Linked DNA regions of Homo sapiens: region 1 is linked to region 2. A link is an interaction called in ENCODE POLR2A ChIA-PET data of the cell type or tissue named here. Cell type or tissue: A673. All regions are shown on one strand. Each heading gives the region's core, and the rest is flanking DNA. Links, peaks and the distances in the headings are about the cores only. Region 1 overlaps OPCML (opioid binding protein/cell adhesion molecule like). Region 2 overlaps OPCML (opioid binding protein/cell adhesion molecule like).

Region 1 (11,003 bases), core at 1,095-9,094, 74 kb before region 2:
CTCATGGCCCCAGGGGACACACCACCCACCCACCGGTACCTGACTTCAACTCTGCCTTCTGCACTGTTTCAGTTCAGTTTAAATTAAATGTGCGGAGCTGCCTCCAAATGCCAGGCTCTGTTCTTGGTGCTGGCATTATACCAGCTAAATGGAACACAGCCCCTGCCCTCAAGATCCTCACATTCTTGTGAACAATGCGGACATATAATCAAATGAATGGAAGCAATATAAGGTTATAAGAACCTCAGGAACGCTTAATGGATACAGACACTTTACATGCCTCCTTTCATTTAATGTGCACAGCACCCCTAGGAGTTGAATACTGTTATTGTCATACCCATGTGTCAGCTGAGAAAACTGAGACTCTAAAAGGACGAATAACTCCTTATAGGTCACATGGTTGGTAAATAGCTGACTATGAAACCCAAGCCCCTAAGTAACCATCACTTTCCTCTCTACCAGGGCACTGTGATGAGTGCAGCATAACCAAATACGTACATCTGCAACTAAGAAAGTAGAAAGGGAGAATGTGTCATATTATGGAGGGAAATGGTGGTCAGAGAGAGCTTTGCCAAGAAGACTAAACGTGAGCGGGTAGCTCAAGAATGAATGGAAGTTTGCTAGGCAGACGGGAGTCAGAGGGAGGATATTATATTTGGGTTATATGACAACCCAAATGAACTGTGCTGTGCTCGTTTATGAAGGCAAACTTACATCTAGGGGCTAAGGCTCTTACTCAATGATAGTATTAGTAGTCATAGAAGGAGTAGTAGTGATAATAATAAAAGAGGATGTGGAAAGTTGGAATTGGAATTCAAAATGCTAAAAAGAAGCTAAAATCTCTCCTCTTTCCCTCCCTCCCTCCCTTCTTCCCTCTGTCTCTCCTTCCTTCCTTCCTTCCTTTTTTCTTTCCTTTCTTTGATGTTGATTGTGCTCATATGATTGAAGGAGAGCAGGGAAATAAAGGGGATAAAACTTTGAGGAAAAGAATTAGATTATTTAAATAAATGCCAAAAATCTACCTTCAATACTTCCCTTTTAAAGACCCCTAGAAGAGTGGGTCTAGGGGTCAGGCAAGTTCTTGGTCCCAATGTCAGCAGGACGTGAGCCTCCTGTGAGGGCTAAAACCAACCAACCAGCTTAGGGACCCTGAAGGGAAGACCTGGCTTTAGTGAATCTGGAGATAGAAAGTGTGTCCAGGATAACCCCAGAGAAAGTATCAGCTCCAAGATGTGCTTGGTATAGTCAAGATTCCAAGGGTGAAAGAAGCAGCTAACTCTGCGAGGCAGGAATTAGTATTTGTGGAAAACACACAGGCTCTTGGAATCAACCAAAATAAGATGAAATGTGATGCAGCTCCTCTGGGCAGCCCCAGCCAAGAGTCTTCTCTTTAGAGTCCATGGTGGATGGTGATGAGGGTCCCTTCCATCCTCCCCCTGCCATCCATGGGTCTTGCTCGGCTCCCTGCTGCCTAGGGAGCACGCAAGTCCCTTCTTCAATAGCAATTCCCTTTGAAGGAGAGTTCTACACAGACTTTAGCATATTTTTCACCAATGTCTGTCCTCATTGTAGATGGGGTTATTAAGCATGTTGTGCCCCCTGAAAAAGAAAAGGCACAGAGAAAATACCTTGTCTGAGACTTCCTTACTCCCACTGCTCATCAAATGGTTTGGTTCTGATACAGGATTTGAAGGCAAATGTATGGGTGCAAAGAGGGATAAAGATTAAAACTTGATTCATAGCTGGGTACAGTGGCTCATGCCTGTAATCCCAGCACTTTGGGGGACCGAGATGGGCAGATCTGAAGTCAGGAGTTCGAGACCAGCCTGACCAATATGGTGAAACCCCATCTCTACTAAAAAAAAAAAAAAAATACAAAAATTAGCTGGGCGTAGTCCCAGCTACTCGGAAGCCTGAGACAAAAGAATCGCTTGAACCCGGGATGCAGAAGGCAGAGGTTGCAGTGAGTCAAGATTGCGCCACTGCACTCCAGCCTGGGCAACAGAGAGAGGCTCCATCTCAAAAAAAAAAAAAAAAAATACTTGACTCATAACTTTCTATGTATTTTTTTTTCCCCGGAGCCACAAAACAAGACAATCTGGCCAGAAAAGTCTATCTCAGTAATAATTTTAGTGTGCCTGGCACAAACAGCTCCATGGAGAGTCCCTGCTTTGTTGGCACCTCTAAGGCCAGTCAAAACCATTCCACTTCCAGTAGGGAAGACAAGGATGTCTATTATTTTAAACATATAATTGATTCTAATTCATCATTTATCGCTCAGTGACAGATTTCTATATAGTTTATTATTTCTGTAGCAGCACAGGTCCTAAGGGGCCGTCTCCTATTGTTCCACTTTTCCTGGTGCGGCCTCTGCCGAGGCAGCTCCCCTTATCTGTCTGATTAAGTTAGGGAGCCTGGTATCTCTGGGTCCCCAGGTAACTGTCAGCATTGCACATCCTCCGACTGCAGGATTAAAGGAGCCTTTTACCCCTCTCCTCCTTGACCTGTCTGTCACAGTTAGTCTTCTTGTCTGCTTATTAATTTGGGACTCTAGGTCCCCAGGACCTGGGAGATAGCCATCACTCCTGTGCCCTCGCCCTCACACGTATCTGCACATGAGTCACACATATCTTGCTCCCAAGGCTCTGGAAAGGGAATGGAAGCACAGGATTAGATAGGGCAGCCTTCTGATACCACTGCTTTCTGGTTTTTCTGTGGCTGTGCTATCAGCCCCGGCCACCAAATATCTCATCAGGTGTTCCCTTCCCATGTAGATCTTTTTGTTCTGAGCTGGTGAATCAAATACACTTCCCTCTGCTAAGAACACCAGTGAGCTGATGCCCTGTCATCTGTTCCTCCTGGAAACGCTATTCTTTTCATCTGCATCTGATTGGCACATCCCAGATATGACTGGGGACACAGCTGGAGAGACAGTGCTGTATGCATGCACATGCCATCCACGCCGCAATGCTGGGGCTCATGTGCTCCCTAGGCAACAGGGAGCTGAGCAAGACCCGTGGATGGTGGTGGGAGGATGGAAGGGACACTCATCACCATCCACCATGGACTCTCAAGAGAAGACTCCTGGCTGGGGCTGCCCAGAGGAGCTGCATCACATTGCATCTTATTTTGGTTGATTCCAAGAGCCTGTGTGTTTTCCACAAATACTAATTCCTTCCTCGCAGAGTTAGCTGCTTCTTTCACTCTTGGAATCTTGACTATACCAAGCACATCTTGGAGCTGATACTTTTTCCGGGGTTCTCCTGGACACACTTTCTATCCTTAGATTCATTAAAGCCAGGTCTTCCCTTCAGGGTCCCTAACTCGTTGGTTTTAGCCCTCACAGGAGGTTCACATCCTGCTGACATTGGGACCAAGAACTTGCCTGACCCCTAGAAACATTCTTTCTCTTGCTAACCTGTCATATGCCACAAAATTGGGTTTGGCATAGTTCCGCCATCTGATTGGAATGTCCTGCGGCTGCCTGCCCATCCTTCAAGGTGCAGTTAAAATGTCCAGTCTCCTTGGTGAGCCCTGCTGAGTCCCCCAAGAAACATCCCCAGTCTGTCATTCTGTCACGGTTCCACTCATGAGGGAGCCCATGACACCATCATGTGATAATCTGCAAATGTGTCCTCACATTAGAGGGTGAGTTTGATAGTGTTTGCTGAATCTAGCTGAGTGCATTGAGCAGAGTTCACCCAGTGGCTTACATGTGTAAGTCTATGAGGCAAAGGGGCACTTTCTCCCTGTCTTCTCACTTGGGGGGAGCCTGTGTTGACTGTGTTTACTTGTTAGCATGGCTACTCTGGGCCTACTCATGCTCCAATCCCCTCCCCTGTGGGAAGTTTTTCTGTCTACTCTAAAGGTGTCTTATTTTCTTTAACTTCTTTAGGGCCTCCCATCTTTGTCAGTTTTCATAGATGTTCATAACCAAAAAGGGGAAAAAACAATCCCCAACACAATTCATGTTGTCGTTAGGCATAAAAAAGGTATTTTCCAGAGAGAACTCTTCTATGCTCTGAATGTTTGTGACCCTCCAAATTTTATATGTGGAAATCTTGACCCCCAAGGTGAAGGTGGGGGCTCTTGGGAGGTGATTAGGTCATGAGGATGGAGCCCTCATGAATGGGATAGGTGTTCTTATAAAAGGCCCAAATGAGACACCTCACCCTATCTGCCATGTGAGAATAGTGACAAAATGCCATCTATGAACCAGGAAGTAGGCCCTTGCCAGATACCCAATCTGTTGATGCCTGGGGAGTGGGTTTCCAGCCTCCGGAAATATGAGAAATAAATTTCTGTTGTAAGCTACCCAGTTTATGGTATTTTGTTATAACAACCGAAACACACTAAGACAAACCTTAACTATATACACAGAAGACCTCTGAAGTCATCTAGCCAAATTCCCTCTTTCCGCAGATGAGGAAACAAAAGGTCAGATGATAGGAACCTTGTGTGATGTCAACTAGCTGCAGGTTGCTAGCAAAGAAAGTCCTATATTTCTTTAAAATGCTGTGGGACTAGTTCCTGCTCCCAGCAGTCCTGCCCTATCTGGCAGGAGCTCTTCTCAGCTCATCATAGGGATGAGCTTTGCCTCTGGAGAAGGAATTCGTGTCTCTAAACCTACTATCATTTCTCTTTCAGATCTCACCCTCCCCAGGTGGCGAGACCCCCTCTCGCCCCAGCCCCCTCCCTAGCAATGACACTGCCGTTTCCTACAGCAAGTGTAAAGCACACACAGACTCGGTTTGGGGATAGTTAATTTCCAATTCTTTCCAGATGGGTTGGAATAATATCCCCAGGTGGTAAATACATTATTAAGAAGGCAGTTTGGTGTGAAATTGGCTATTAAAATATAGATAAAGTTTAATATATTGAGCTCCTTGTCAGAAAAATCACTTTAGAGGGAGCTTATTATTTGTTTGATATTAAAAGAGTCACAGCTCTGCTCCAAGTGACAAATGGGGTCGGGGGGGGAATGCCACCGGTAATGAACAAAAGCTTTTTAACATTTAAATTTAGGTTTTTCTTGTAGCTCTGCGTGCTGCCACGAGCGTGCCTGTGTGGTACAGCCAGAGGCGGCCATCAGAAATGTCAGGAACTCCGGCGCCAAGGAGGCTGCCAGCCAGGCTGTAAACAGCTGGAGTCTCTCCAAAAGAAAAGAGCTACGAGACAGCAAAAAGTAGAGCTTCAGGTGGTTCTGTTGGCAACGTTGTGGAAAGGCGACAGGGGTCTATCTCAGGGCAGGAAGTGGAAGTTTCTCCCACCTTCTTCCAAAGTAGCCCAACCTCTACCCAAAACGCATCCCCCTCAAAGGCAGCTTGTTTCAGGAAGCCTGCTTGCACTCAGCCCACCAGACCTGGAAACCCATCTTTCCTGTGTAGACACACCGCTGAGCCAAATCTATAAAAAATGAAGTTGACAAGAAAGGAGGATATCTTAGAACTTCATTTTTGTTTTTGTTTTTTTGTTTTGAGACACAGTCTCACTCTGTTGGCCAGGCTGGAGTGTGGTGACGTGATCTCGGCTCACTGCAACCTCTGCCTCCCAGGTTCAAACAATTCTCCTGCCTCAGCCTCTTGGCTCACTACAACTTCCGCCTCCCAGGTTCAAGCACTTCTCCTGCCTCAGCCTCCCGAGTAGCTGGGATTACAGGCACGCACCACCGCACCCAACGAGTTTTTGTATTTTTAATAGAGACGGGGTTTTTCCATGTTGGCCAGGCTGATCTCGAACTCCCGTCCTCAAGCGTTCAGCCTGCCTCGGCCTCTCAAAGTGCTGGGATTACAGGCGTGAGCCACCGCGCTCATCCTGAAAGTGTGTCAGAACTTCTAAGTATAAACCTGTAGTTACAGATGTACCATACAATACCCTTGACCAAGCCAAGTACTTAGTAGGCAGTATGCCATGTTTAACAATGCCCCTCACAAGCTCTCTACTGGAGGAAATCCTTAATGTATAATTGCAGCTGGGTTTATCCTTTCTCACACTGACAAAATCCTCCAGGAAGTGTGCAGAGATCTGAAATGGAGGAGAGAAGTAATAAGGAAGGCATAGAAACCACACTCTCTTTTCATTTAAACAGTAGGCCAATGACCACAATTAGAGAAAAAAGATGTTCCTGGGAAAAAAATAATGCTAGATTGGCTTAATATGGTTTGTCCCTTCCAAATTTCATGTTGAAAGGTAATCCCCAATGTTGGAGGTGGGGCCTGGTGGGAGGTGTCTGTCTCATGGGGGCGAGTTCTTCACGAATGATCTGGTGCCATCCTCACAGTATTAAGTGAGTCCTTCTCGTATGGTTTCCTGTGAGATCCAGTTGTTTAACACAGTATGGCAGCTCCCCTGCCTCCTTTCTTGCTCCCTCTCTCGCCATGTGATACACTGCTTCCCCTTTGCCTTCCGCCATGAGTAAAATCTCCCTGAGGCCTCACTAGAAGACAGCAGATGTAGGCACCATGCTTCCTGTACAGTCTGCAGAACCATGAGCTAATTACACCTCTTTTCTTTATGGGTTACCCAGTCTCAGTTATTCCTTAATAATGATGCAAACTGACTGACACATGGTTGGACAGGGGTCTTTAAAAAGAAACAATAATAATAACTAATTAGTATGGTGTCAACAGGGTTGGAGTCCCTATTTCAAATGTTTACTACCCACATGCCTACATGCATAGGTACACACATTTACACATGTGCACACACACACAGACACACCAATGCATGGCCCCTTCCTTCCTAAGAGTGAACCTTTATAACAAAAGAACTGGTCTCTGGTTTTTAAGCTAAACTGATAGAAGGAATCTCAGCAAATGATAAAGAAGAAGGCTATGTTTTTCATCTGGATGCTATCATTGGGTGACTTTAGCATTAGTCTTTCCCTAGCACCATGGTCACTGGTTGTGATAGAACTATAGCCATAGTCCAGGCCAAGCCTTTCTTGCTAGCCAAAGCCCAGCCAATAACTGACTGTTTTCTTACCACTTGGAAAGTGGAGGAGTTATCATGTCACATATTCAGAGGGACCAATGAAGAATAAGTGGCAAAGGCCATCTGGAGTACCAGCCTTCCTGGTGTACTTCAATCAAACATTGCCCAAAGTGGAGACCAATGAGGGAACTGGGATTAAAACCCAAAGGCCTATAGATTGCCTCAGCCTCAGATCACTCAAGTATTGACCCCTTTCTCTCAGCGGAACTCTAGGTGCACCCATGATAATTGTGCAGCAATGGCTGAGAGGGATGTGCTTGACAAAATCCTCATGATCTGGCAAGAGTATTTATTGTGAGTGCTGTTGCTTCAGTACAGAGCAGCTATTGCCATAAGTGCCTTTGTAGCTATGAGTAATAACTGTCATCTTTTAAGTGACAAGTGGCTGGAATTGAACTTAACTTTTGACAAACAGAAAGAGAGAAAACAAACACAAGTGGTTTGAAAGTGATACAATAAATAGGTCAGATGGTTAGACTGGGATTGACTCTCTTGAGATCAAGACAGGAGTTAAAAATAAAAATAAAATAAAAACAAAAGCCCTTTGCTTTTGAAAGAAGAATTCTCGGGGCCAGGAATGGATCTAGGCACTTTCCCTTAACTTATTCCACTGAATCTTCACTCAGCCTCACAAAGTTTGTACTATGGTCCCAGTTTGATGGCTAAGGAAGGTTCAACAGGGTAAGGTCACCACTCAGCTTTTCAGAGCTGCTGAGGTGCAAGACTAGACTTTCATTCCAGGTCTGTATAGACAGAAAGCACCTTGCTCAGTCCTTGCTGATTAGACAGGTGAGAATGCCTTTTCAGTTCTGCATCCATGTATTCATAAAGATCTGTGTTTGAATCCTGTCTCACCGCTTACATCCATGTCGCCCTGAGTAAGCCTCTTAACACTTTCTACCGAGGGGGTTCTTGCTTTCTTTATCTATCAAATAAGGAGGATGATGTTAGTTCTGTGTGCCCACAGGGGTAGCATGAGGATTAATAAATACAATGATGGATATAAAAGTTCTCAGTAAGCTTTAAAATGGTACTGAAATATAAGACATAATCATAAGGCTATTCTTCACCTTTAAGTGGAATTTTTTCTATAGATAATATATGTGTGGGTGTGAATGTGTATAGGGAGAAAGAGAGGAGGGAAGGAGAAGTAGAAGGAGGAAAGAGAAGAAGGACAAAGGAAAGAGAGGGGGGGGTGGGAAGAGAAGAGAGATTGATCGTAGGTTGTGTCATCAGTTGACCAATCCTATAAGACCTTTTACTCAACTTTGCACAATGCTGGGCAGTTTGGAGACTTCTTAGCACCACTTGACCTCATTTGAACTTTAGAACAACTCCAGGAATTGTAGTTCTCTTTTTCATATCAGTGGGGGGAAAAATGCAAGTTAAAAGTCACAGTGACTTTTCTGATATACCACAAAATCTTAAGTCCAATTTCTTCATTCATCTGTAAACAGCAGCATATGCCAGATATTGAAAAGAAAAACACAGCAGAAAACTTGAAGAAGATTTGCTTCATTAAGTGAATGTTTATTTAAATTGAGAAAATGTCATCAATGGTATTGTATCAGCTTCCTGTGGCTGCTATAACAAATTTCCACAAACATGGTGGCTGAAAGCAATAGAAATTTATTAGCTCATGGTTTGGAGACCAGAAGTCTGAATTCAGCATCACTGAGCCCATATCAAGTGCCTTCCTGCTCCTTCCTAAGGCTCCAGGGAAGCCTTTCTTTGCCTCTTAGAGCTCCTGCTGGCTGCCCCACCCCCTTCACTTGTGGCCACATCTCTCCAACCTTCCAGATCAGCATCTTCAAATCTCTCTCTGCTGTCTTCATCTGTGCTGTAAAATACCTCTTGGCCTCCCTTTTGTAAGGATACAAGTGACTGTATTTAGGGCCCACTCAGATAATCCAGGATGATCTCCCCATTTCAAGATCCTTCATTTAATCAATCTGTGAAGAACTTTTTGTTATAAACATTCGCAAGTTCCAGGAATTAGAAGTTGGATATTGGCTGGAGAGTACTTTTCAGATGACCACAATATTCTATTGTTTTGTGGAACATACTAAAAAAACAAACAAAATACCCAGCATTCTATTGCTTCCGGTAATGAATTAAAGTCCCTACTTCTTGAATATCTGACTTCCTGGAGGCCATGGAATAGGCTGAATTCTGAGCAGTGGATTACCCAGAGTGTTCTTTGTGCTGGGCCCAACACACAATTTCTCCAAACAGCGGATAAATGAATAATGCAGATCCTTGCCATCCACCGTGTGCCCTCGACCCCTTTTGACAGTTGTCAGGATCCCCGCCAATCCCGGTGGGGCTTCTGGTCACACAGGCTGGCAGCACCCGGCACACTGTCCCGTGGGCAGCAGATCCCTCGAGAAGTCCCTGCACCCCGAGGAAGTGGCACACGTCTCTCACCGCTCTGGAGTCAGGCGGAAATGCCAGCTGGGAAGGAGGAAGCGAAGAGGCAAAGAGCAGGGGCTGGCAGCTGTGTTCTAGCTTGGAAGGAAGTTGGACACCCACACATCTCAAAAGCGGGAGCAGGCAGCCCAGAGAGTGGGTCTCACTCCTCTGCCGTCTCATCTGAGGCCTCCTCCATCTGCCTTGCCTGAGAGTCACTTTCCATTGCCAGTGCCCCTGGGGACGTAACTGCCTCCTTAGAGGCTTGCCAGAGGAAAGCAAATGTGATTTTGCTGTAGCTGTAATTTAATTTTTATTTTATTTTGTGGGTCCTTTGGATTCCTGTAGTGTTGATGTTTTATTAATGGTTCTGCTCTCTCTTCAGAGGAAGTTGGAATCGTGTCTATCATCTGGCAATTGACAGCCAAGTCCCAGCAAGGCAGCATGTGGAGGCTGAGGTGTGCTTGGTGGAGGGGACACAGAGGCCAGTCTGAAGATGCCCTCTGCAGACGACCGAGGTCGGCCTTGGCCATGCACCTCTTGGCCGTCCTGACACTGCCTGCCAATGCCCATGCAGGCACTGCTGCTCCATGCGAAGGGTCTGCTCCTCTGATCCAGTTGCTGCCCCCACTGCTAACAGCTGCTCGGGAGGCCAGCTGGCGAGGGACCATGCCCTCGCTCTCCTTCAGGGCTTGCCTTGGTGCTAGCTGACTTTAGCTGTCTACTGAGAAGGTTCACACCGGACGCGTGGATGGACGCTGGCTCAGAAGCGAGATCACACTGCCTTCCTTCCACCACACTCCGTCTAACCTGCCCCTCTCCATCTACGGGAGTCAGTTCAAACACCATCCCCAAGACAGAAATCAACGAGCTGTGGTGTCTAGGTCCACTGTATCCCTCACTAGCTTCTGTGGACTTCTCCATTGCCTGCCCCTTCCCTCCACTGCACCGAGCTAGTCTACATCATGGTCCTTCCCACCTGGACTGCTGCACTCTTACTCCTCCCATCCCTCCTTTCTCAGCATTGGTGGCAGCCGTGAGAGCCTGGGAAGCTTTCATGAATGCCACACCCTTGCTTGGACTCCTTCATGGCTTCCCATGAAGTTTAGAATGAAATCCAAACTTAGAATGAAATCCCTGCCTGCTCCTGCACCACTGACCCTCCACCCAATCTCTCTAGCCCGGGTTTTCAGCCATATCCCCACTGCCAACCACAATTCCTGGGGAGAGACGATTTTAAAAGATTGATAGTGGAAAAAGTGCATGAATGAATCAATAGCCAGAATGAATGAATGAATGGCTAGATCCATTCCCCCACATTGCTTGGAAGTAACATGACAGTAAATGTGATGTAGACACATACAGCAAATGCCGTTTCTCAGATATCTGTCTACATTAATGCTTTTTCACCCTAACACCCATGTTCTCCTTTTCTACCCCTGCTACTCCACAGCTCTTAGGTACTAGTTTTTCTCTGTAGGGAGGTAGGGCAGGTCATATTTGGTAGAGTGAGTGCAGCTTATCTCCTCTGCATTTCCATAGCTAAGACATATTTTTGAAAAATATTTTAATATATCCCTTTCCTTAGGGACTACAGATGT
Region 2 (11,003 bases), core at 1,552-9,551:
CCTTCTGAAGTAGAATCCCAGGCATTCTGGTTTATTGGGAATAGAGCTTAGAATTGGGGCACAGTGGGTGTGGCCATGGGGAGATGAAGAAGCCCTTAAACTCTGCTTTTTTTCCTTAATAGATCAGAAGAACATCCTCATTCACTAGAATTTCATTTACATATGGGAGATTTCTGCCAGCAGAGGTCTATGCCCAAATGGTAAAGGGGAAGGCCTGCTCTCAGCCTGTCTTGTGAGCAGTGCGGACGCTGCCCTTCTTCCAGTACATTCTTCATCAAAATTCATGTGCTCTGTTCTCTCATCGCTCCCCTGTTTAGGTTCTGGTATGCACAAAACACATGCTCGAGAATTAGCTGGCACAAACAGTTGATATGTTGCTTCATGTAATGTGAATTTACATGTTCACAGGAGGGCCTGTCAGGGTAACTGGGTTCAAAGGAGTTATACTAATGAGGAAAACTCTAGGTCCTTGACACATAAATGCTGGAGATATTTTTCAGCAGACGGATATTTTGGCATTCCCTGAATATGTGTATGCATAAGTTAGCACATCTGCTTGACATCTTATTTGGTTGGGTTAGCCCCAGTTCTTCACAGATTCATTTTTTCCATACTAGTGTCAGACAAAATGGTTAAGGGTCAAGGTGCCCTAGGAGAAACCTACACATACCAAAGAGGTAGGTGGCGTCGGTCGAAAATCCTAAAGCAAGTGACTAGCTTAAACTTAGTTCACAGTGAGAGATGCAAAGAGGCAAACAGAATCAGGAGAGAGTTACTTACATTATCAGAGAACATCATAATTTGGAGCTAGATGGATCAGATCTAACATCTTAAATTGTAGAAGAAACTCAACCTCAGATTTACTGAGACATTAGTGAAGAAGCAACGGTGTAGTAAAAAGAACGCTTGAATTTTACTTGCTATGTGGAATAAGTGGATTAACCTTGAGTAAGTTATTTAAACTTGCAGAGCCTCAGTCTTCCCATCTCCAAAATGGGGATAATAATATAGACCTAAACTGAACTATTTATAAGTGAAAATGAAACCATGAAACCATGCAAGAAAATTCTTAACATTATGCCTGATACATGGTAGGCACTTATTTATATTTATTTATTTAAGTGACAGAATGCAAACTAGAAACAAAATTACTCATGTTTTAGTGCTGTTTTCGAAGGTTCATCTCAGAATTGCTTGGAAGAACTTTTCCAATCCAAGTGCCAAGCTCTCCTATTCACAGAAGAGTTGCAGTTACACACAAGACCATAGCTGGGGTGCAGGGGCGAGTGGCAATTTGTGTGTGTTCGAACCTGAATGAAGACACCCCTGAATGATGTGTAAGACACTATCAAACGTGTGTGTGCGACTACACAAATGTGAATGCAAATGGGGCTTGAAGCTACATGTGTGCCCTAAAACATGTATAGGAGTGTGTGAGAGCATGTGTGTGTGCACAAGTTTCCAAAGTGGACAAATGGCATTGTCTCAACAGCACTCCCGTTTCCTGGGCGTGTTTCTGCAAGCCTGGGTGGTATCACAAACACAAAGGCAGAGGTGACAAAGACCATTAACTCTTAGAAACGCCATATAATAATTATCATGATAGAATTGCTTTTTCATTGCCGAGCCTAATTTGAGGCCAGCTCAGAGGAGGAGGGGGACACATGAACGATTCTGGCACCATCCAAGCTGATGCTGTGGCTCTAGGTGGGAGAAGAAAAAACTCTAGGATCTCCTGATGAGCAAAAGCCAATCCCCAGCTCCCTGCTAAATTCCACTTCTAACAAGTAGTGGGGGCTGTCTAGTTGGTGTCCTTAGTACATATTAACAATAAATAAAGCTTCAATAAATATGCAAAGCAAAAACTAATTTAAATTGGCATTTGTGTCGGGTGGGGCAAGAGAGTCCGTTCCACCATAAAGTGATTTAGGATATATTACCTCGGGCATCTGCATTACAAATTTACCTCTCATTACAGCTATGTTAACGGGAAAAGGCAGCTTCTCAACAACATGCAAGGCAGAGTTTATTAGCATAAATTTGCATAATAATTAGCTCTGCAGCAAGCAAAGGCTGTCGTGTCTTTCAAACAGGCAACTTCCAATGTCAATTTTCTGTGCTTCACTGCTTGTCCCTGTTCTGTCTAAAGCTCCCGGAACCCCCTTGGCCCTTCTGCTAGTTGGTAAATTCTCCCACCCTGGTCCATTTAGGCTCAAGATTTCATAATCTCTACCCAGCATCGCCTGGGAGAAAGTGAATGCTGACTTCCACCCAGGGATGTGATGGCCAGAGGCGGGCCCACAATTCTATTGCCTATGGACGAAGGGGACTGGCTACAAGCCCTCACTCCCTACTTTCAGAGCCTATGAAGAGAGGTAACGCAACGGTGTGGCTAATTCCAAAGAAGGTGCAACTGAAACTATTTAGATGATTTTTGGAATGCATAAATCCAAGTTGTTTATTAGCAGTTTTCTTCATAATTATGTTGTGTCTAAGCTAATATTATAATTAGTTCCCATTGCCTGGGTTCATACTGGCTGGGTGGTCTGGGCAGGCAGCTGAAATGAATGAAAATTGTACCAGGGATAAAGACAAAGGAGCAGGGGCTGGGGGTCAAGCGATGTTGGTTCCTCGGACTCTGTCAGGACCACACCTGGGCAGGAGAGTTCATACCCTGAGCTCAAATATGTTTCTGCAAACTTAGTGGCAGCCTTCAGTCTTCTGAGACACAGGACACATCCTTCTCCAGCAAGCCAGGCAAGGCCTTTCCCAGCCACTGAGATGACTCTGGATGTTCACCTACAGAGGGAGCTTGGGAGAGAGAATGTGATCTCCCTGCAGGGTACGTTCTTAGAGGCTCCAATGAGAGGATGTTCTTAAATATAACCAGATATGTCTCATCTATTAAAATAAAATATACTAGGTTGGGGTGAGGCAGGTACTGGCTAAGACAGGCAGCTCATCAAAGATGATGGCTTTGCCCTATCCAAGCTCAGTGAGATAGATGTGGACAGGCGAAGCCTCTGCTGTGCTTCAAGGAAACCAGCATAGAAATGACATCCGTGTCTGTGTGTGTATGTGTGTGTGTGTTTCTTACTAGCTCAGCAAAAGGGTTTTGCAACATTTGGGTGTGTGGTGGGGGTGATTGTGTAAAACATATAGATGAGACCCTTTCTCACAAGTGGAATGATGTAAAAAGTACAATATATTGAGTGGTTTTTTATGTTTGAGACATAGTTGTATATTTAGATGTATAAATGAGTCTTGAAGATTTTTCTGATTCCAAAGTGCAAATTTTGTCAAAGGAATAGCAGGGGCTTAAGGAAAAATCACTGGCCCAGGAGTCAGACACATGGCTCTGTGCTAGCACTGCCTGTCGAATGATGTGGGCAAGTCACTCCCAGAAACCCAATTTTCCCAAATGTAAATGTAGATCATACTGAGAGGTTAGAAGTGGAACAAGTACTTTCTTGTCTGGCCTATTGTTCATTTTTAAAAGTGATGGAGAGAGTTTTAGGCCCTTTTATAGTTTAGCTAAATATTTGGTGTCTTCTCCAAAAACAAACAAACAAACAAAACTGCAGCTACAAACATTCATTCCAAATTTTGAGTACTGAGCACTCATGGGCCTCCTGTGTTTTATTCCTAAAATCCTGCAAATCCAAGAGCAAATCTTCCTGATATCGCCCAATCCTCCTATTGTATAAATGTGAACTGGGCTCAGAAAGGATAAAATGCTTGCCCAGAGTCACGGAGTTAGCGGTAGTGAAGTCAGGACTGCGTGTGCAGGACGGCCCCGTACCACCAATTGCTCCTAAGTGATTCCCAAAGGATCATCGTGCACTTGTTTACCGTACTCAGACTCGGGCCACATGAAGTTATGCGATGGGAAGTTAAAAACCACCTGCTGGAGGGTGGGATGGGGAGAGACCGCTAATGAGTACTGGTTTCTTTAATGGCCATGAAAATATTCTAGAATTAAATAGGGGCGATGGGTGCATAACCTTGGGAATATACTAAAAACTACTAAATTGCATGTTTCAAAATGATGAATTTTATGGCATGTGAATTATATCTCAATTTAAAAATAAACCTACTGTGACAATCACTCAAAATGCTATTAAAGAACTTTGCATTTGAGAAAATAAGTGAGACTAAACATTTAAAATAACTCAAAAGGCAACGACAGCATAATTCCCCTGTAAGTTGTAGGAGGAGTAAAAGCAGTTAGAAAGAGAAAATAGAAAATCTAGATATGGTTAACTAAAACAAATGAATGAATCTCTGACTCATACATGTGGGATAACACCCAAAGGGAAATACATCTTCAGACCTGCCTTACTCGCCTCTAGGGACGGCTTGATGACCAGATGTGGACTAAGTCTATCAAGTATGAAACGTCTTTTGGCACTTTTCCATAATCACCAGTTAGAGAAGGAGAGTGCGCTACGTATTGGAGAGGAGTTCGGTTGACTATGAGTGCAGTGCTGGTCTAGGGAGGGGACAGACAGTGAGTGCTGAGTAACCAGGGACAGGTGTCCTGGTGGGCTTGGATTTGTGCACCACTGCACATCTCTCCATCAAACACAAGGGGACTGTAAGTACTCAAGAGTGAGCGACAGAGATTTAGTAGAGGCATTGACTAAGTCTTGTGACACTGGTTTTACTGGGACAGCACATCTCAGCCAGGAGAACATTGCCTGAGACAAGGGTTGGTGTGAAGACAGATTATTTTGGAAGCAACTCTGGGTGACTGGTGTGAGAGAAAGGGACGGTGAAACCTGGAAGGAGGAAGCCAGCACAGAGAGAGCTCTTGAGTGAGTCACCATAGCGAAGCTGAGGTTCAAGTGAGGCTCAGTCCTGAACAGCCTTCTGAGGAACCAGGTACGATACACCTCAGAATTACCTGCCTGAGGGACGGAGGGGGAAGAACACACCCTCCATTTCTGCTTCCCCCATTAGTCATGGGTTCTTAACGATCTCAGACTCTGGTTAACACCTGAGCGCTCCCAAGTTTCCTTCAGGCACCAGTCAAGCCCTGGGGCAGAAAAGCAAGGTGCAGCCCAGGTGAGGGGCTCTCGGTTTGCACCTGCGAGGAGCTCACCATGGCAGCATTGGCTGGAATGAAAGGAGGACAGAACTGGTGTGAGTAAGGGCACAGCAGGTGCTGGGAATGGTGGATTTCCATGGACCAGCGGGACTGAAGAGGAGCAGTGCCAAAGGGCTCTCCTAGCAGGACTCCAACCACGGAAACCCAGGACAGGGAGCTGAGGGCAGTTCTCAGCACCATTCTAATGAGCTGCCCCAAAGCTGAAGTCAGAACTTGTCCTGCCATTGGCAATGCCAGCCATAGAAACTAGACTGCAGGCTCCTTGGGGGTAAGAGTTACATCAGCTCCATTTACCCCTGAGTTCTCCACGTGCAGACCTGTGCCTGCCACATGACAGGCTCTCAGTAAATAGGTAGCAAATGCGAAGTCACCGTGTTGCCAGGAATATGAAATATCTGCTGGTCTTGACATCCTAACCTTCAACAATGCTTTTGCCAAGTGATTATGAACAAATGCAATGAATAGTTACTATTTATTGACCCAGATACACGGCTATGTACTTTATATATGTTAGCTCACTGAAAACTCACAAGACCCCTTAAAAGAAGAGCAATAAATTATCATACTTGTTTGTGAATAAAGAAAAAGGCTTAGAATACTGGCCCAAGGTCACAGAAGTGGTAAATAGCACACCCTGGGATGGAAACCAGTTTGACTTATTCCAGAACGTATATTCTTCAATATTAATCCATCTTCCATTCCACGCCATCCATTCTCTACATGAATGCCTCCAGTAATGGGAATCTCATTCATTATTTGCCGAGATAGCTCGTTCAATCTTTACAGAGCCCTTGGGGCCATACAGAATAAGTCAATCCACATTTCTTTCTTTCAATATGTAAATCTACTTGAAACATCTATATCTTTCTAGAGCTCATTTCAAATGATAATCTTTTATTTTTCTAAAACCACCATGTAAAAGGGCTACTTTTCTTCCCTGACATCTGGATTCAGATATTATATCTGAGGTTTGTGTATCATATATGAGCTGGACCAGAAGACTTCTAAAGTCCTTCCCAAGTAAGAAATTTTGTTCCTCTTGCTCTAGTAAAGCAGTGGTCCCTCTCCTTACTTTGGCTGCCAGGAGCCTAAGAGTTTTAGTACCTCTATGTAAGCATACTCTGGTATTAGTTGATTACAATTTGTTGCTGTGTGTTCCAGCTCCCTTTAGAGGGAGAAGAAAGTATAAACTCTTAGCCCATGGTGGGAGCCTATGCAGACTTTCCAGGCCAGACTTCAGAGGTCCTTGAGGTTGGCTTCCAGGAGGATGGTAGCCATGGCCTGGGGAGAGTAAAGGATGCCCACCAGCTAGTCGGGGCTCTTGCCCCCAGGATCCTATGTGAAGCTTTGGTTCACAGGTCGTGAGCAGCAGGATATTCTGCTTGTTAATATAATTTTTTATCTACTCTTGCAAAAATATGATGAGAACATTAAATCCAGCCCTCTCCATAATCATGCGTCATTATCTAATCCCTTTGTTACACAGACGGCTAAGCTTTAAAATGCTGCTATAGGTGGAAACAGAGCTATCAGAAGCCACATCTCTCAGCCCCATTTCAAAAGTTGCCCGTAATGAGAAGCAAAGTTAAATAACCATGCACAGAATGACGCCCACCCCTGTCTGTCCACCATCATACTTTCTCGCAGGCATCCTCAGCTCACCAGGAAGTGGCACCTAGGGCAAGTACTGGGGGACAGGAGGGCAGAGAGCAGAAAGAAGGAAAGTGTGCGTGCAGTGGACGTCAGCCTCTCACGCGTCCCCACCCTGCCCTGTCAGCGTAGCTGCATTTTGTCACAGACTGAGTAGTAGACAAGGCTCACCTCCTCCCCATACCCCCTTTCTTAAAGTAGCTGCAAGAGTGCAAAATATTGACACTGACAGATATCAGAGGTGGCTGTAGGATCAATATTTCTATGGCATTGTCAGGAATGGTTTGGCAACCTGCTATGTGCTCACCAGCCTTTCATTCATTATGAGGCCAAACGGGAGCCATGTTTCTCCAAAGACAAAACCAGGACAGAGCGTGCTGGGTCTCAGAGGCTTCTCCTCAATGAGGCCTTTCCCTGGGACAAGGTGCTGCAGCAGGAGAATCTCTGCATTCTTCTGACAGCTTTCTAGAGAAAGGAGGCCACTTCCCAAGGGCTCTGGGGGATGAGCGGTGGGGACGCTGCCGGGAAGCAGTTCGACACTGACTGATGCTTTGCTGCAGGGGCTCTGCTCTGAAGCCGGACACTGCCAGGTGCACACAGGGACAGTTATACTGGCAGTGATGCCTCTCACGCCTGGCCCCCCAAGAAAAGTCTTGGCCAGGAAAAAGCACGATCCATCTACTCTGGGGAGAGATCTGACAATTTAATCAGGAGGAAGAAATTCTTCCGAGCCAGCCCAGGACACCTGATTCTCCCACTTCCCCCATCTCTGAGGCACTCTTTAACTTGGGGAGCTGCACACAGAGAGCAGGAGACCCAGGCCTAGGGGACCTTGGTCCTGCCAAAGCCTGGGCTCTTGGATTCCTAAGTCGGTGTGGAAACAAGAAGGAATCTGCAGCAATCAAACCTCCACCCAAATTCCAGTCAGCCTGTATTTTTTTCCTTTTTATTCAGTTATTTGAATGATAAACCTAATACCTGTTATTTGGGATGACTTAAAGGATATAAAATATCTAATGTAAAATCCATAGTCTCTCCCTCTCCCATGTACATTGGTATTACTAATTTTTAGAATTTTAGAAAGACGCTGTATGTTCTTCCATAATTTACTCTTGGTTTGTTATTTTTTATATAAACATATATAAAAATCTGTACACTTTTTTGTTTTTTTCATACAATAGGGTGGTGGGATATGTATTATTTTGTACTTCATTTACTTAATATTTTGTAGACACGCTTTCAAGGCAATGCATGCATACCTTTGGAAAACAAATTGGCTACTTCTGTCTAATTCTATATTAACTTTTCTAAATAGTTTGTCCCCCTTCCCTATTCCAAACATTTTTCTAGCTGAATTCCTCAGGTTTTGAGAGGCAGGTGATGTCTGGGATGAATTGTTGGCATTCCTCCACTGTAAGCCTCCATTCTGCACTGGTTCACTCAGACCACCCACTTCCACCTGCAAAGAAAAATGTCCCTGCATATGGGGTTCCATTTAAGATGTGAGGAAAGTAAGGCTTCAAGAGGAGATGTTATACAAGACTGTAGAATTCTAGGCCAGAATTGGCTGTGAACGTCATGCAAACGCAAGCGGCGGTCCAGACTTGATTCTCCCCTTTGGCTGGCTTCCTCCACTGTAACACAGAAAGACTCCTCAGAGCACTGTCACAAGTCTCAAATGAGACACCCCACCCCCCGCATAGAATCATGTGTGAATGCAAGCCATCATCAGCCTCATCATTGTCATCATCATCATCATCATCATGAAGATGCGGAAGCTCAGAGAAGCTAAGTGACTCTCCAGCTGGTCAGCAGGCTGGTGATGGAGCAGCGTGAAACATGCACCTCCTGACCCCACTAGGAATCTTCTGTATTCCAAAAGACTCATCTCAACTGGTTCTTCTCTGCCAAGCAGGTGAAGGCCCAGACAAAAAGATTGCAGTTGATTGATTTCTAGTAGAGCTAGTGTGGGTGACCACTTTGTGATCGGTTAGTGATGGTTGGCGGTGGGGCAGGAGGTAGCACCCAGTCTTATTTTGCTGCCCCCCATCTAGACTACCTACTGCAGGTGGCCGAGGCCTTGTCCTTGAGGGAATTCTGCAACAGAGAGTATCACTCTTTCTGGGTTGCGGTTCTCTAGAGTGATGCTAGGGAAATCAGATGAGGTGGACTTCTGAGCTTTGCTTATGGCTCTGTGAGCTCATTTAGAACTCAACCCTGCCTGGATATCAGGAGGGCTGGGTTTGGCCAAGGGAATCTGGAGAGGTCTGTGCCCCATCAAGCTGAGGAACAAGTACTGAGATTGCCCCGTGACTTGGAGCTCATCACACGGAGTCAGGTTCAAGCTTTCCAGCCCTGCCCTCATTTTCCCCGTGGGCTCGGCGTGATACCTTTCTGAGTAGGAAGTGGAAAGCAATCTGAAATCAAGAGTAAAATAAAGCAAGATCCCTACCTAATGACGCTTGTAAAACTGGATTCTATACAATTTTAAGACTGTAATGTGAAAAGTGAAATTATAAAATCAATAAAGGGAAATGTCAGAGCTTGTCTTTGTGAACTAGAACTCGGTAAGAATTTTTTTAATTACTATAAATAACTTCAAAAGCAAAAAGCACAAGGAAAAATGATGACTGAGGATGACAGAATTAAGAATTTCTATTAAATGAAGGAAGCACAAGAAATATGTTAACAGTCAACTCATTGGGAGAAGACATTTGCAATGCATAAAAACACCAAGGGATGAATACTTTGTTTCTACAAAGAAAATCTTCAAATCAATAAGAAAAAGAAAAGACTCCTATTGGAATATAGGCAAAAGATGCAAACAGACAATTTAAACATACAATGCAAATGCCCATCTACCGGCCACAGAAAAAAAATACTCAGATAAATACAGACTGAAAGAATCAGAATGTGGAATACAAGCACTTCACACATAATTTGCTGGGAAAAACTGGAAAGCTGGATAATGGCAAGAGTTGGAGGGGATACAGAAAATATGAGAAACCTTATGGAAGCCGCGATTCTAGGGAGGAATCTGGTAACTCTTAGACTGAGTAAATTACATTGCTATGACCTAGCAATTTCACTTCTGAGTCCATCTCAGCCCCCAGGTATTATCGGCGTACTGAAGTGGGAATCTGCAAAGATGTCTGCTGCAGTGTTGTGTAGAGAAGGGGACCGGACAGACATACTTGAGGTGCACACCAAGCAGGGGTGTGGACGCACCGAGCACGCCACGGTGGCTGTGCGCAATGAACTCAAGATGCGTGCAGCCGCCCGGACGATCTGATAAACATGGGGCTGAGTGAAAACACGGGAACAAGGAGACACCCAACACAGTATCACCTACATTGCTCCATTAAAACAGCTGAACATCTACACGCTTTCCACACTGGACACACAAACACGGCAACACGACAGACACACTGCATGTGTGCAGGGACTACAGCAGAGACTGAGGATAAAAGAAAATGAGCAATGGAGTGAGCAGGTCCTTGTGTAAACCGGTGACAAAGAAAGGAATATGTTTCAGTCATTAGCCTGTGCCGGAGTGAAAAGGAAATAATAATATAAAAGGCAACACGCTTTTGAAGTTTAGAGACCTGGCTTCTACCCCTGCTCAATGACTCCTGCTGTCTAGGCCCTTGACCCTCATCCCTCCAGTGAGGAGGGCGCAGACAACCCTGGAAATCACCTCTGGTCTAAGGTTCTGGGATGCACCACGGGCAGCTCCCTGAGCGCCACAATGCTCGCTTTTACAGAGCGGCACTGGCTCCGATCAGGCACAAGAGGGCGCTCCGTGCCCGTGTATTTTAAGAATCTTGGCTGTCACTCCAAACTTAAGACGTAAACCCAGAAATCTCTCCACCGCCCCCAACTACCACCTTCATACACTCCTTATGCTATGCTATTCTTTTACTGCTTGAGAAATACAAAGCACCCACCTACTAGGGGTTATAAACGACAGATTTTAGAGACTTCCGAGGCCACGTGAATCTTTTTTACTGGAATCCTTACATTCCCCAGATGTGCCACGTTAGTTCTCCCTCTTGTTGATCCAAGCTCATCCCCACCCCAATATTCCTTCCTCCCACCCAGTTCCTGCCGTGTCTCACCCAGTTTTCCACATACACGCCCGCCTGAATTGATCTCCGGGCCCCTGGCTCTCTCTGGATGAAGACATTTGCCGTTGGCAAGCATGTTTGATATGAAATTGCTTGTACTTTTGATACGCATTTTA

What was found. ChIA-PET counts read pairs that join two places held together with the same protein. Peaks named below come from ENCODE experiments on the same cell type or tissue, not always from the same donor. Only the 100,000 strongest peaks of a DNase experiment are listed, where the experiment ranks them.
Region 1: POLR2A ChIA-PET joins it to region 2 with 10 read pairs; 3 of 35 experiments call an interaction of 5 or more read pairs at or near these places.

What each region holds. Positions count from the first base shown.
Region 1 is chr11:132,994,598-133,005,600 of GRCh38, forward strand. The region is part of intron 1 of OPCML (opioid binding protein/cell adhesion molecule like); the gene reads right to left. Among named protein-coding and RNA genes, the nearest start is that of OPCML-IT1, 370 kb to the right of the region's middle. In A673, for the core only: no CTCF peak of the experiment used is centred there; a DNase peak (open chromatin) is centred at 5,104; H3K27me3 peaks cover 500 bases.
Region 2 is chr11:133,068,206-133,079,208 of GRCh38, forward strand. All of the region lies in intron 1 of OPCML (opioid binding protein/cell adhesion molecule like), which reads right to left. Among named protein-coding and RNA genes, the nearest start is that of OPCML-IT1, 290 kb to the right of the region's middle. In A673, for the core only: no CTCF peak of the experiment used is centred there; no DNase peak of the experiment used is centred there; H3K27me3 peaks cover 3,929 bases.